Regions from separate parts of the Homo sapiens genome. Here region 2 is linked to region 1. Evidence: chromatin loops called from intact Hi-C (ENCODE). Cell type or tissue: Calu3. All regions are shown on one strand. Links, peaks and the distances in the headings refer to the core of each region. The heading gives the core; the rest is flanking DNA.

What was found. A loop is a pair of places that touch in the nucleus more often than their neighbours do. Peaks named below come from ENCODE experiments on the same cell type or tissue, not always from the same donor. Only the 100,000 strongest peaks of a DNase experiment are listed, where the experiment ranks them.
Region 2: it touches region 1 in a loop (7-fold over the local background); 54 of 110 quality-filtered maps call a loop at or near these places.

The regions. Positions count from the first base shown.
Region 1 is chr12:71,011,016-71,019,156 of GRCh38, forward strand. No RefSeq gene overlaps it. Among named protein-coding and RNA genes, the nearest start is that of PTPRR, 94 kb to the left of the region's middle. In Calu3, for the core only: CTCF peaks have their summits at 3,369 and 3,571; a DNase peak (open chromatin) is centred at 3,376.
Region 2 is chr12:70,740,286-70,748,426 of GRCh38, forward strand. PTPRR (protein tyrosine phosphatase receptor type R) reads right to left here. Exons shown (of 14, transcript NM_002849.4): 6 at 5,533-5,801. The region is part of intron 1 of LOC124902960 (a long non-coding RNA gene); the gene reads left to right. Among named protein-coding and RNA genes, the nearest start is that of PTPRB, 110 kb to the left of the region's middle. In Calu3, for the core only: no CTCF peak of the experiment used is centred there; DNase peaks (open chromatin) are centred at 4,026 and 4,946.

The DNA.
Region 1 (8,141 bases), core at 1,452-5,451:
AAGCAATCCTCCTGCCGGGGCCTCCCAAGTAGCTAGGACTACAGGCTTATGCTATCATGCCCCGCTATATATATATATATAAATTTATTTATTATGATTATTTTTTGTAGAGATGGACTCTCGCTATGTTGCCCAGGCTGGGCTCAGACTTTTGGCCTCAAGCTATCCTCTCGCCTCAGACTGCCAAAGTGCCAGGATTACACGTGTAAGCCACTGTGCGCAGCCTAGATTTTGGAAATGAGCATAAAAGATCGTGAGCCTGCACTCTGCTTCAACTTAAAGCAGTTTAAAAATAAAGATGCTGCAAACTCTACCTCTGGCACTTTTCTTGCTGCTTTATTTTTGCGATTTCCTCCCAAATCTACTCTGTCACCCTGGAAGAGTCCTGAGTTATGCTGCATATTAATGCACTGCATCCACAAACTGACTCATTCAATAAACATGACTGACTTATTGGACATGTACTATCAGCTGGCATCACACTAGGGACAGATAGTGACTCAGCTATTCTATTGAGTGGTCCACTGGAGTCTAAGGCCATGGATTTCCAAATTCTAGACTTCGGAGTTTACCAAGGCTATTGAAATTAAAACAAAGAAATTTTTGTCTTTACACCTTATACTCAAAGGAATTCAACGGTGAACTCTATTCTTAAATTAGCATTTCCAAGTCATCTAACAAAATGCCATCAATGAACAAGTTTATGTGAAATTTAATCTTGGGCAGCAAGTAATACTTGAGAAAATATTTGTTTTTAAATTGTGTTTTATTTTCTTTTCCATTTACTTATTTTCATTGAGAGATAGTTGTCTGACCATTGCTGATTTCCTTTCTAGGAACAAGTTTTTATTATAAAACATCAAAGCATTAATCCAAATAATCCAAAGTTTATTCATTCTCTAAACAAATGAAAATCATAGGAAAGACTTATTATTCCACATGAGTTAGAACTTGGTTTAATTTGAAAATGGAAAAATTACTATCTTAGAGAGATGTAAGCTGACACACTGGAACTAATGATTCCTGTTTAAGGGTCTGTGTTGTTTTGTTTTTATTCTAATACAGCACATCCAATATTCCATTTTGGTAGAATTGTATTTCACCCTTAAGTAATAAAGTGGTCATCCAAAGGATTTTAAGCAGCCTTCCAGATTTGAAATGCTTCTAGTTTGATAAAGACAACTCAGAGAATGACTTAATGAGAAATTCAAAAGATGTGATCATAACACAATATCATGTCAAAAGAGGAAAAAAACCAGTAGGGGTATATTTGGTGTTAAAATGAAGAATACAAAAATTATGGCTCTGAACTTATAGGAAATCAATCTAATATTTTTAGCTTTTTGCCAATACCACACCTGGAACAAAATTTTCAGCCATGATGAAGTATTATTTACACCTTCATAATTTTTTGTTTCTTATGCCAGCAGCCTACAGGAAAATGCAACCCACGAGTTACAAGCAGACAATCTAGGTTTACTTTGAGAAAATTTGATGGATAAAAAATTTTTTTAATTTAATTTTTTTTTTTTTTGAGATGGAGTCTCACTCTGTCACCCAGGCTAGAGTGCAGTGGCGCGATCTCAGCTCACTGTAAGCTCCACCTCCCAGGTTCACGCCATTCTCCTGCCTCAGCCTCCCAAGTAGCTGGGACTACAGGCGCCCGCCACCACAACCGGCTAATTTTTTTTTTTTTTTTGTATTTTTAGTAGAGACGGGGTTTCACTATGTTAGCCAGGATGGTCTCAATCTCTTGACCTCGTGATCTGCCTGCCTTGGCCTCCCAGAAAATGTTAATTTTTACACTTCTTACAAACCTTACTGCCCAGGGGATGAATAAGTGAAAAGCTTTCAGTCAGTTGCCAAAGCATGCATGTATATATATTTTATATATATATATAAAACTACAATAATCTGACATGTTATACACTGTGGGGAAATAGGCAAAAAATTATGCATGCTAAAACAGAATCTTGTCACTATATGAAATATTAAAACTCAATGTGGTTAAACTCTATCAACCATATAGAGCTGAATGCAAGAATCATGAGATGTTAGTGGCACACATTTGTAGAGCAGCCCGCTAACTACAATTCAAATATTAGGTTTGTGGGCTATTTAGCTACATAGGAATGTTAACCTCCCACAGGAAACTCGTAATGGAAAATTCACAGCCCTTGGAGCTAAAAACCTTCACCAATACCTGAATACAAAATATTTATTAAAACAGAGCCTTACTTCTAAGAGATAATTCTGCTTGTTCAGATTATTCCCATATTTAAACTTTATTTTGGGTATCTTTTTCCAAATGTTAGGACATTTTTTAATTGTGCACTCAAAAATTTCATCGGCTTTAAATATGATTTATTCGCTATTTTTAATATTAGTCATCTAGCGCAATGCTACTCAGTCAATGATGAGCATAAACTCGCTTTTATGTTGTGTTGACAGCCTTGTTGACTACATTTATATAGCACATTTAAGATGTTTCATAAAATAAGCACTGATACTTCCTCACTAATAGACCTGATCAGTCCCATGTCCGTGTCCCACCTTCAGAATATAGTAATATTGTATATTCTTTCAAAATTAGTCATCTGATAGAAAGACATGGTTTTATAAAACCATAACAATAAGATATGTGATTACTGGCTTCAAAATGAGAAAACTAAAAAATATGTCTAGAATCCAATTCTTAAAGCTTGTAAGCCGCAAATTGCAATTTTGTGCATAGTATTAAGAGAAGGAAAAAAAAAATATAAATCCACATTTTTTTATCTTATTTCAGTCCTGGAATAGACTAGCTCTTCCTAGAAATGAAATCTGCTCAGAAGTATGATCAAAGGTCACTGTACTCTTTGGACCCTGTTCTATATTGATGCCTTCAGTGAGATCCTTGGCCATGACCAAAATGGCCCTGGCAATTTTCTTACCAAAGTCATCCTTTTCTACCTCATAATGGTTGCAATTTGTACATGTTTGGAAAGTGAACAGAACGCATGAAATACGAATTGAAATCATGATTGACCCTCTAATTCTAGTTGAGTAAAATACCTTGTGAAAATTAGGTAAATAATTCTACCAAAAATGTGGTTTCATTTCGTTATGTCAGGAACTAAAAAGCCAAAGTAGAATGAAAAACAGAATTCAGGCTTCCAACTTTGGGGTTCAACACTGCTATGAATTTCAGAACTGTAAGCCAACACTCTGTCTGACATTTATTACTGGACCAAAGGACAGATATTCCTGCTTGTCTATTTCACTTTTTCTAGGCTCCTTTCTAACTATTCCACCCTAATGCGTCTTAAAAGCATGTATTGTTTTGTACACCCAAGATGACGTCTGAACTGCTTTTCCTTAAGCAGTATTGACATCCAGTGGAGACTCAGATAATTACAGGTGTGTTAAAATCCCTAAGGAATATAGCTCAGAATGGATGCCTGGTTTAAGGTAGTTATCACAATTCAGTAACAAAGATAATTTTTCCCATGCACACAATTGAAACAGAATGAAACAAACAATACTTGAACAGTAGCAAACATAAAGGAGAAAATGTTTCTGACCTGAGGTTGGGAAGCATCAACCTGAGGTTGGGATGCTTAGATATAGCATCAAATTGAACATCAAAATTAAAACTTTTTCTCTACCCAAGACACAGTCAAGAGAATAAAATGATAAACTGTAGGTTGGGGAATATATTTGCAAATCATGTGTATGACAAAAGACTCATTTCCAAAATACATAAAGAACTCTCAAAACTCAATAGTGGACATCTGCTTCAACCCAAATAAATTAACAGGGTCTGAATTTACCTTCTCGAGGAAAACAACCAAAATAATGCAGGTGAAATATATGAAACAATAGTTTTTGAGATACTGGAATTAGATGATAAGGACAGTGATCATTGAGGGAGGGGAAACGGTGATTATCACCTCACTGCCTTGAGAGGGTTTACAGCATGCAGTACAAGGAGGGAGAACACAGAAAGCTCAGAGAGCTCCCTGTGCTGAGGGAAAGGAGCTGAGAATCTGGGGAGGTGAAAGAGGCTACATTTCAGAAGTTACGGTTAAGAAGAGAGTCTGTCTTATTCTTATTCTTCATTGTATGCCAGCCACACACAGAAGGACTGGCACATACTACATTCTTGAAAGCTATTGGATGGATGGACAGACAGATGGCTGGATCAATAGATGAGTGCTAGGGAAAATGGTCCCCAAGTGGGAGCAAGTTCTGAAAGAAAGATTTGTGAATGAAATAAGGGAAGTATTCCTCCATTCTTAGAAAGATTAGTTGGTGTATACTAACTACAAAACTTCTAATCTAACTTCTCGTTGGCCTATGACTTGTTTTTGTGTGTATTCAGTGGCTATCTATCATACATTGTGTACCAACTCTGTTGATGTAATTTTAAATTTCAGTGTAAAATAGAACTTAAATGGGGCACTGTGGAATGAAAATCAGGCTCCGACTTTGGAAGACTTTTTTCTGAAGTCCAAGAGGTGCTGATTTAATGTTCTGTATTTCTTATAAGTCCCTGAGGTTGTCTCCTGTGCTGATTGAGGGTGGGGCTAGACAGCAATTTTTTTGGCCCAGTTAAGCATATTCTGTTGAAAGCTTTCTTGACTCTTGTCTTAATACTTCTTCCCTAACATATTAGCTTTTCTAAAGTTCCCTGAAAAATATGTTTCATTTAAATGTCCAGTCTTTAAATGGCACCAGCGCTAGAAATTTAATATCAAAGTTTACCAGTTATATCTTTAAAAGATTATTGTTTTATGCCTTTGGAAAGTCCAAAGTGATCTAATAGTTTTATTCTACTTCCTTCTGCTTCCATAAGTTGCTTGGGCAACTGATACTTTTGTTAGCCATCTTCTGCAAACAGTCTAGATCTGTGAAAGCTAGATGTCTCAAATTAATATTCTAGTCTGTTCTAGGAGTGGTTGTAGGGGAAGTATATTTGTAGCATATTATACACAGCAATAGGAATTTATGTTTTCTGTTCACATTTCTTCTGTGACTTACAAAGAAATACACCATTGAGTAAAATTTGAGAATTGACAGAAAATGGTGGAGTGAATCAAAACTCCTAAGAATTCTTTTCCTCTTTTTATTAAAACACCTGTAGAATCATCCAAAGGAAGGAAACAATTTAGCAATTTCCAAAATAAATGTAAGTAGGCACATTCCTGTCTGTGTTCAGTAGTATTGAGGCAACCCTGATAGCCAACCTGAGCTATAGACATTGTCTCAAGAAGGACTTCTGACAGAAACCACACGGCCCTGTCCCAGGCCCTCCAGCATAAACTTCAGCAACAGGCAGGATTTCTTGTTTAACCCAGTTTCTCCTCTTGTCTAAATTGCCCAGTACATTTAGTAATTTCCTATAGTGTCTCAGATTCAAGACTCAACCCCGTTTTTTCCATTCCAAAGCCACTTATTTTGTTTTCTGTCTCAGTGTTTTATACCAGGTCTCTGCCTCCCTGTCTTTACACTGCTATTTCGTTTGCATTTTGTCCTTGGATCTTGACTCAGTTTTCATCACTCAATGCTAACTTCCTATCTTACTTTTTATCCCACTTTTAAACCCACAGGTCAATCAAGTCAATCTAGACTCACCTGTATGCTGTTCCTGGAACCTCAGCCCCTAGTATCCCAGACACATGAAATTATGAGTAATGCAACCACATTGAGAAAATAGCCCAAAACAAAAGAAAAAGAAAAGTGCAGAAAATAAACCCTGAAAGGAAATGCTCAAGTAAGAACTATTAACTATCCTTAACAAGATGGGAAAAAAAGAAAAGAAACGGCAAGTATAGACCAGGTTGAATTTGAGGACTACACAGGTTGAAAGTAGTGGCACTAAAAAGCCTAGGAAGTCCTGTGAGGAATCATATTAGTGAAACCACAGGTAGATTCCAGGAACATAATGGAGGAGGCATGATAAGAGACATTAATGTAAGAGAAGATGACAAATGTTGAAAGTAGAACATAAACTAGAAATTAATATCCATTTCTGAAGGAAAATATAAGACAAACATATTAGGACAGATAGCCAAGAGTATAATTTTAAAAAATTTTACAGATTTAAAACAAAACCATAAACTGCCTCCTTCCTAGTTATGAATGGCTTCCTATAGCACAGGAAACAGGTGGTCAAACAACAGGAAATGTAGGTCCTCCATTCTGGCTATCTTCTATCATCTTTTCAACTGCAAAACACTACTCATATTAGACACTGGAGAAAATGACAAATATAGTTCTTGTCCTTAGACTAGTGACAATCAGAAAACAGACAAACCAATAAGTACAATCCATTGTGATCCATACAGTAATAGACACATAATTCTAGGAGTTTTAAATTATTTTTACAGTCAGCAAGAACACCAACTAATCAGGACGGAAGCTGGCCAAAGGGCTGGCCTTGGGTCCTGGAGGCTTCCAACTGTACTGGCACTGCCCCTTTCATTGCTAGATCACGGGGCAGTCCAGAGAGTAATGAGGTGGGGCCAAGGTAACCAGGGTATTGGGACACTTTGGAGGCTCGGAGTAATGGCTGCTATCCAGCCTGCACGGAAGAATTTTAATGTTTTAACCACTGACATGGCCCTTCAGCAGTCTTGTGAAATCTGCATATATCATGTGGGCTCCTGTCTGTTGCATTCATCATAACCCCCATTTAGTTTATCAACTGAAGGCAACAAAGTTGCTCCCAAGCTGGCTAAATTCAAGATATGCAACTAGGAAGTTGATTTCTCCCTTTGCCACTTACTCTACCCTTCCCTTCTAACCTTCAGCAGACTTAATTCTCTTAGTATTTCCCAAAGTCTGATATTCATATGATTTGTAACACACATAATGATGTTAGATCCACAAATGAGTTTTAAAAAATTAATAGCTACGTATATGAAACTAGCAAATCAACCCCTAATTTTGTGGATATTATTTCTTAGAACAAGACTATTTTTTAATGCATGTATTTTAAAACCCAATATCATAGATGTGTTAGAGAAAAGCAAAAATCAGGAAAGTATTAAATGGAGGACAAGATCTGGGGAGTACCGCCCTATCTTAACTGAGATGATTTTCTTCATTCATCTTACATTTTTCTATAATGTATCTCCTTGCCATGGTTAAAGAATCTATTTTCCCCTTCTTTCTACTCTTCTAGGTCTCTCTTTTCCCTTCTTCAGCTCAAGAACTACCTCTTTTTAGAAATAACTATTTCCATATTCATAGCACTAGGGAGCTTCTGAAAACCAGTGATAGAAACTCAACTTGAACTATCTGAAGAAAAAGAAGAGAATTTATTGACTTAAATGTCTAAACCATATGGAGTGGATCCGACTTCAGGAATGACTGGATCCAGGAGCTAAAGTATTGTCAGAACTGACACTTTGTTGTCTGATTACTGGCCTCATTCTTCCTTATAGCAGATCAATTTTTTTCATATCACAGTCCAGGGTCACAACTTTGTAATGTATTATCAATTAAACATTTTCCAATAAACTCACTTAGAAAAATTCTAGGGAAGGAATCTGAACAGAACTAAGTCACATATTTGATGGAAATACATATTTGGAGTGGAAGGAAAGCATTTCTTCAAAAGAAAACTTACAAGAATGGTGGGATAAAATGTAAAAATATCAACTATAAAGAATAAAGAGTGTCATGTAATTTTTTGTCAAATTTTTGATGTTTTAAATGCTTGTCTCATATTAGAGAACCTCAGGTTTCTGAAGGGCAAAAAATTCTGTAAGAGCATGTACAGAGGTGCTTCTCTTATCTTATAAAGGGATCTTAAGATTTTACAGATGTGGAGATGCTTGAAGGATGAGTAATATTTTGCTACCTGAGCAGTAGGTAACAATTTAGACAAAGGAAACAATACATGAAAGTCAAGAAGAGATAAAAGAGCAAAGCCCGAGAGAAAATAATACTTAGCAGTGTGCTGACTTATTTCCTCCCTGTCATTCCCAACAGAGTTGTACTGACTAGCACAAAAACAGAGTGCTGTTACACCGACCAAAAGCAATAGAAAAATGACCAGGGAGCTGTATTAATCAGGATAGACCAGCTGCTATAGGAAGTAACCTGAAGATCTCTGAAGCTTAATGCAATACAAAATTTGCCTTACGTCACTG
Region 2 (8,141 bases), core at 2,046-6,045, 270 kb before region 1:
ATGAGAAAGTTGGAGGAGCAAGAATCAATATGATTTGGCGATTAGTTTGAAAAAGGGAGAAAAGAAGACTGAATTGCTATGTTTCTCTTTTTTTTTTTTCTTTTTGAGACAGGGTCTCACTCTGTCACCCAGGCTGGAATGCAGTGGCACAATCTCAGTTCACTGCAACCTCTGCTTCCCAGGCTCAAGTGATCCTCCCACCTCAGCCTCCTGAGTAGCTGGGACTACAGGCATGCACCACCATGCCTGGCTAATATGTTCTTCTTTTTATAAGATTCTTTAATCTTCATAATTTCAGAGTGTATTCTTTATACTCAGTTAAGCAATCCATTTAGTCTCTAGATCTTATTTGACTTATCTTTTAATTTTAAAATTATATTTTATGATTAATGATATCAAAGTGATAGATTCTCCCAATCAGGGATGAGAAATTTATATGACATGATCCAAAAGATTGGGACAAGTGACTTATAATGCAGTCTTTATGGTCTCCTGGTGATTTTAATGAAGCCATACTTTTATGCAATAAGTAGAAGATTATTACCTCACTCCAGGATCAAAAGATGGAGAGCTATTAAACATGAGCCTATTTTAAAGGCACCATTAGAACACACATATATATATATAAATTAAATTTTAAGGCTTAAAACTGCCAGAAAAGCTTTCTGCATGGAACACTGTACATTCTTCAAATTTGGTCACTCTTAAAACTCTTCATTATGCCATCTTGGCAGGGAATTGTGGTAGAAAAATGGGAGTGAGAATAGAACAGGAAGGGATGGTGGAATAAGCAAAGTGTTTCCCAGTAACTGCTGGGAGTTAACCTGAGGTTAGTCATAAAAAAGAATCATTAATTGGTTAATTCACTCATTCAGGCATTTATCTCCAGGAGCTCCTGGTTTCCAGAAATTATGTTCTATATGTAACAGATAAGGAGACAATTCAATCATATATGTGTCCTCAAGAAGCTTAGAGTCTATTGGCTACAACAGATTAGTAAACCAGAACTTAAAGACAACAAAGAAGTGCTATAAATACTGTATGCACACTGGGTTATGGAACTAAAGCAGCGGGGAGCCTCCATACAGAAGAGAGGTAGCTGAATCAGTAGTGGGCTGGAGGAAGGAGGAGGAGGCAGAGGGAGCCTCAAATTGGCTTCCAAGAGGAAGTGATGCTTGAATGCCCCTCCCTGTATTCCTACTCCCTCTTTCACCTTTGGACCTTTGCTGTATTCGGGCTGCCAGGGTTTTTTGGTGTTTTATTGCATTTGAAGAAATCTGAGAGCAGAAAGCAGGGAAATTTGAGTCCTGTCATGGGCTTTGTGTTCTAAAGGCCAGGACTTTGGTGGAAGGTGGCGTCTCGGGGTGTGGATGTCAGATAAGGTAGAATATGAAATAAGCCAGAGTAGGGTTTTCTATTCCCAAAGCCTAAGAAAACGCCCATGGGCTCAGGGGAGGGTGAAGTGTTAGAACGGCTGCTTTGTGGGTGCAGGTGAGACCCCTGGATCCTTCACCGCTGAGCCCTGGGAAGTGGGGGACCCTCAATAGGAGGACTGTGATCCTTGGTAGAGCCATGAGAAATGGCTGGAAAGTGTTTCTGGGGGATCATGCCTTAGATATGCCCAGGTTTTCCTATGCCTCCATTTGGGGTAGAATAGTGAGATGATTCTTGGGCATCTAACAGTGGTTTGGATACAACTGAAAAAGAGGAAGAGAGAGAGAAAAGGAGAAAGCAACTGCTGGAAATGAAGGGGCTGCATGAATAGCAACAGGGAACAACATGGTGGTAACTGTCCTGGGAATACTTATGAGAACCAAAGAGATAATGGACATTTTAGCAGATGACAATGTGCACAGATGACATCAAGGCAGATAGGGGCCTTACTCTTCATGTTGAGAAAGTCTCCTTAAAACGTAGAGGAAACCCTAGGAAACCAGAAGTAGGTTAGATGAATCAGAAAAGGGCTGAGATTGAGTTTCTACCATTTAGGTGAAATGACATCTAGCAAAAAAGCTTAGGTTGAGTTACAGAAAAATAAAATTGCATTTCTTGTTTTTTTGATTTGTAGACCCAGATTCATGCCCACTATATTGGTGGTAATTTTCAAGGGCAAGGAGTAGGGAAAAGGACAGGTTCTAGGCAAGTATTAATTCTTAGGCTTAAAAGAGAATGGCATGGTACCTGGAAAAATGTCCAAGTAGCAGGATGAGTCCAAGGGGGTGTTTAGCAGGAAATAGGGGTCAACATAGGCTGCCAAAGGCCAGATCAGAAAGGGCTTCATATTTCATAAGTAGAAGTTATCAGTTTCTTCCTGAAGGCAGTGTGGAAACACTGAGGAATTTTATAAAGAGAAAAACACTCAAATATAATTTAGAAAACCAGTTTAAGAGGTCTAGAGAGTGGACTGGAAAAAAACAGAATTCGAGGTGGGGACCAGGAGGAGACTGGCTAGAATTAGGGAGATCCTGAGTTCTCAGTGGGATTGGGGTTGGACGGGGGAAACAGTTGGGAGAAGGTGCCAGGTCTTCATAATGTTCGGCTATATGGGGAGGGGAAAAACAACACGGAGAAGCTGAGGATATTACTGGTTTCAGAGACTCACAATTTAAAAAGAAGAGAAAGGATTTGATGAGGAAGGTCTTGAGTTCCATTTCTGAATGTTGTAAGTTGGTAGTGTTTAAGAAAGGTCAGAGTAGTGACACAGAGTTCAGAGCTGAAATATGGGTCTGGATTTCAACAGAAAGGTAGATTGAGCTAAAGGTACTTTTTCAGGAATCACTAAAAGGTGGTAAGATAAGAAGTGGCCATGGTTGGGTGATTCAGGAAGGAGAGAAGAGGACACAGAATGAAACTCTGAGGTTAACAAGAGAAGGGAATCTGGAGGAGACCGAAGGTAGCCATGCAAGAAACAGAAAAATGATATATATGAGGCCAAAGGAGGAGAGAAGTTTAAGAAGGAGATAGTTACTAGTGCTAGATGGGAAATGAAACATGTGCTTTGGATTTGGTAGTGAGACCATTGATAATTAACTTGATAATCGAGGATGTGAGAGAAGCAATGAGAATGAAAGGTGGGAGAAGAACAATGAGGCAGCAAGTACACTCTGTTCTTTTAAGACATGTATTTGAGAAAGGAAGGAAAAACAATACCAGAGGAGGCACTGGATTAAGGGAGTTTCTTTAATACAAGAAAGAACCTATTTGTATGCTGAGGGAACAGCATTAGAAAAGAGGGTACAGCTGAAGGTAGAGGAGGAAAACTGATGAAGTTACTAGGGTTGAGGTGAATGACCTGGAGCCCTTGTGGAGAGAATAGTCTTTTCCTGCTCTGAGGTGGAACAAAGTAGGAGGTGAAGTGTGGGATGCAGTGAAGTTGTAGATAAGGGGACAGAGGATCTATTTAACACTGATTACACACTTGCTCTGCTAGAATCCCCCACGTGGACCAAAGAGATGGGTATGATTCCGTCCTTGTATTCGCCCTTCTCAAAGATTCACTTTAATGAAATGAATAAGTGAATATTTAACCTTATACTCCTTTAAACTGTAGACCAACATGTCCAGCAGTGGTCTACAGAGGGCAGGATGCTGGGAATGGCTACTTTCCTAGACAATTTTATTCTGACCTTGCTTAGAATTGGTAGTGCATGATGATAATAAAAATTTGTCTTTTAATCAGTTTCATTATGACCCTTCATTGTTATCTACTATAGATAACATGGCCTCCTATTGCCTGCAGACCCTTTCTTGCCACCGGCCCTTCGTTCATCACTGATGCCCAGGTCTGTGCTTCAAAGTTCCTCTTTGAAGCAAACATAAAAGCACAAAAATAATGTGGATGACCAGAGTAAAAGAACCAGAAAGAAGCTAAAAAATCAAGTTAAACCTCTTTATCTTTTAGAAGAAAATGAGGTCCAGATGAGTGAATGACTCAGGTGAGGCCACCAAACCCAGGAACGGCAGGGCTGGGTCTGGAATCCAGTTCTCCTGACTCCCAGTTAGCCTTAGGGAGAAAGTTCCATTTTCTCTACCTTTCCACACTGAATCACAAAAAGCAATTTAGTGATATCTACGTAAGTGAATGTCACATGGAGACCTACATTGCCCATCAAGAAACCACAGGTATTTTAGGGGAGGAGGTGGAAAGAATGACTTGATCAATCTCTGTTTTCTTCCTGTTGTGGAGTCAAAGGGTTCAGTGTTTAAGGACTTTTAGAGATAAACACATTCCTTTATTTTTATGTCATCCATTGTTCCTTGGCAATACTTTCAAATAATTATGAAGGATCAATTTTGTATTCTGCAGTTCTTAAAATCCCAAGCTATATTTTCTGAAGGGTGTGTTTGTGTGTGTAAACCATAACTATTTGCATAGGGCATTGTGATGTATCATGGGAAATATATTCAAAATTTATATATGTGATTTAAAAACCTCAGGCAACAAAATATATGGGGTTAGAAAATGGAGACATGGAAAATAAGAGGAGAATGAACCTGGGATATTACTTTGAGAACTTACTCTCCCACTACCCTGGTGTTCAAAGTTGGATACACTACAAGTCATGTTTTAAATATAAAATTAAAGCTTCTTATTTTAAGAAACGCCATGGGAAAGCTTTACTTAATATTTTTGAGAGGCAAAGAATTAGTCTCTCATTTATGTATTTTGCAAATCCAAGTTTTCTTACATTGGATTTGCGTTTAATGGAAATGTATTGGTATAAAGTGAATCACATGTATAATACATCACAAAAAAGGTAAGGCAACAAAAATAATGTCATGGATTTTTTTTTTCTTTAGATAGAGTTTCACTCTGTTGCCAAGGCTGGAGTGCAGTGATGCTATCTCGGCTCACTGCAACGTCTGCCTCCCAGGTTCAAGCAATTCTCACATCCCAGCCTCCCAAGTAGCTGGGATTACAGGCATGCGCCACCTCACCTGGCTATTGGCCAGGCTGGTCTTGAACTCCTGGCCTCAAGTGATCCACCCACCTCAGCCTCCCAAAGTACTTGGATTATAGGCGTGAGCCACTGCGCCCGTCCAGTGTCATGGATCTTGATACTGAATGTTTGTTGTGGTTAAAAAATGCAGAGCTAAAACTTTAAAAAAAATTAATCTGTGGCATCAACTCCTGCCTAACTCCAGACAACGTGGGCTTTTGCAGGAAACACTCTGAGTTCATTCTCAGTCTTCTACCTACCAGAGTTTCATGACAATTAAACAAGATAGCATCTTGTGAGGTCAGTGAACCTCAATAAGCTAGAAATTGTCTTGTAGTTGAAGATGAACTTTGCTTGGATCTATACCATCTTGAATCTAGACAAGCTTAGCAGAATCAGACATACCTAACAGATTTTATCTAACACAGTTGGATTCCTTTGGGAGACAAGAAACACTACTTCATCTGACTGTCCATTTAGTGGTGAACAATTCTACCCAATTATGTCAATCATTACTAGTTCTTTCTTTTTTAGTTGATGAATACTCTTTTTATAAAAAGCCACACGTAGGGTATACAGAACAAGCTCTTACCTCTCTTGAAGTCCTATGGGCTTCATTTTGAAAGGAGAAGGGCAAACAGAGGTAGCGGTGGTAGCTTTGATCTCAGGAGCACCTCGGCCTTGAGGGTCCACGACAACATTCAGTACCTTTGGGGCCTGCTCAGGTTGGACCATGCTGTGGACTGTCTTTGCCTCGGACAGTGCTGGCTGTAATGTGATGGGCGATAGGTGGATCTCCTGGTTTTTCTCTTTGTCTTGTCTTAAGGAAAGCTGAAATCTTTCTTTTAATCTGTAAAGAATCTATAGAAGGAGATATAAAAAACTCCTGTCACATTTTCTCACACTAAACAAGAGTATGATCTCCTCCACCCCACCCTGGCCGACAAACCAAAATAAAGGCTTAACGATAAAGTAAACAAAGCCCTCTGAGAGATGATTTCTCAGTTTCATGGTATTGAGATTTTTCTCAAGACAGTACACTTGGTATTTCCAGTTATGCTGCACATATGTATCAAATAATTGTGCACATGAATCTGTTCCACAAAGATATATTCAAAAGTAAATTTAACCAATTTTATGAAAAATGCCAGATGTTAGTTTGGTCACATGGGGAAATGGTAGGCTTACAGAAGGAATAACCGTAAAACACACGTCTATGACATTTATAGAAATGGAGATATACATCCAACATGGCTTAGTAGAAAAAAGTAGTCTTGCAAGTATTAATAAAATAATAGTTATGCCATAAACCACAGTTTCTTATGTTGGTAAATCTCTGCATTAGTCATATATCAACTTGAGTATCTGGTAAATACTTGACAAATTAAATTTAGGGTATCTATGAAAGAATAATTTGGACAACCAGAATTTTTATTCTTACCACTTTGCCCTCTTAAATTTTAATATTTATTTTATTTTATTTCGATACAGGATCTGGCTCTGTTGCCCAAGCGAAAGTGCAGTGCTGTGATCATAGCTCACTGTAACCTCGAGCTCTCCTTAAGGGAAAAGACTATGCACCTACGAGATAGAACTAGAAATGCATATTAAACATTGAACTCCTAAGAAAAGAAAGACATTTTATTGTTTTTTATGTCAGTCCACCTCCTTGTAATCTGGAAACTTTTATACTGGTGATATTCATTGACTCTGGTAGGGTAAAGTTAAAGCTTAAATTTTGAAAAAAGGGTGGATTTGGAATATTCACATGATAAATATTTATCACATGAATGAGAAAGAAAAGATGTCTGATATTAAGTAAAAGGTCTTCTTACCTTTATAATAACTACTTTCAAGCAAGTGTAATGTGTTTTTTTAAGCTATAGGATGGAAAAGACTGAAGATGAATGCCTTTATCATGTGCATAGTGTCTAAGGTTTTTAACTCACTGCTTCTCTTCAGTTTCCATGACCTTCACGGTGTAAAAACAAAACCTGCACTAGAACAGTATCAATCAGATGATACATATATTTTAGGCTTATTGTGTTCAGCTAAACATTTAATTACTAAACGATGAGGCAACAGAATTTAAAATATTGTTTTAGTTGCAAGAAAGTTATTTTCCCAAATGAAGAAACAAATATATCTGTACCTTTACAAAAATACACTTAGAAGATAAGGCATATATTATATATTTTAAGCTCTTCACATCTAAATATAATATGCATATGAGAACATTTGCTTGCCTGTTTACACTTGGATTTTGGAGAAATATGAATCAACAACGAAAATGGGAAAGCCAAGGAAATCTTGACCTTCTCAATTGTTCTTGACAGGTCAATTTTATGATTTATATTAGTGTAAAACAAAGTCTAGTCCAAAGTCCTTCCTTACCATTCATGAGCTTATGTTTTTGATGAGAAACCTTTGTAACATATTTTCCAATCAGTCATCTGTTTACTTCATGTCTGGTTACAGGTCAACTTTGCAACCTGTCTCTGTGTGGTACGTGTACAAACTGATTTCTACATCTTTAATTAGGGAAAAGTAGAACCTGGAGAATGTATGATGTATATAAGATAGTGTTTAAAAATACTCAAGAGATTGGGCTGTCTGAAAAAATATGGAAAAAATGGAAGAGATTGCTACTTGGCAATAGGGTAGTTGTCATGAAATTAAGCTATAAGGCAGTGATTCTCAACTGGCAGGGATTTTGCCCTCAGGAAACGTTTGGCAGTGTCTGGAGGTATTTTTGGTTGTCATATTTTCAGGGTGTGGGGGAAGGAGAAGGGAAAGGGTGCTACTGGCATCTGGTAGGCAGAGGCTAACTACCTTTACAATGCATTGGAAAGGCTCACCACACACCCCCGCCAACAGAAATAGTAACTCCGAAATGTCAGTAGTGTTGTTTGTAAAACCCTGACGTAAGGGATCATAAAATTTTTGTGGTGTAATCTCCTCATTTCACATTTAAGTCCTGAGCTATTGGATGAGTTATGGAGGTTTGGAAAGAAAACCTAGAATCCAAGTTTTGTGACTTCCAGGTATGTGATCATTCAACTCTATTGTTTCCTCCAAAGTCTCATGTCCTTCTTTGAAACCTCTTTCCGAAAGCATCTGGAAAAGTGTGTCAGAGATTTTTCTCTGCACAGATTGAGATCTGGAATATAGCATATTCATATTTCTCTATGGGAATTCACT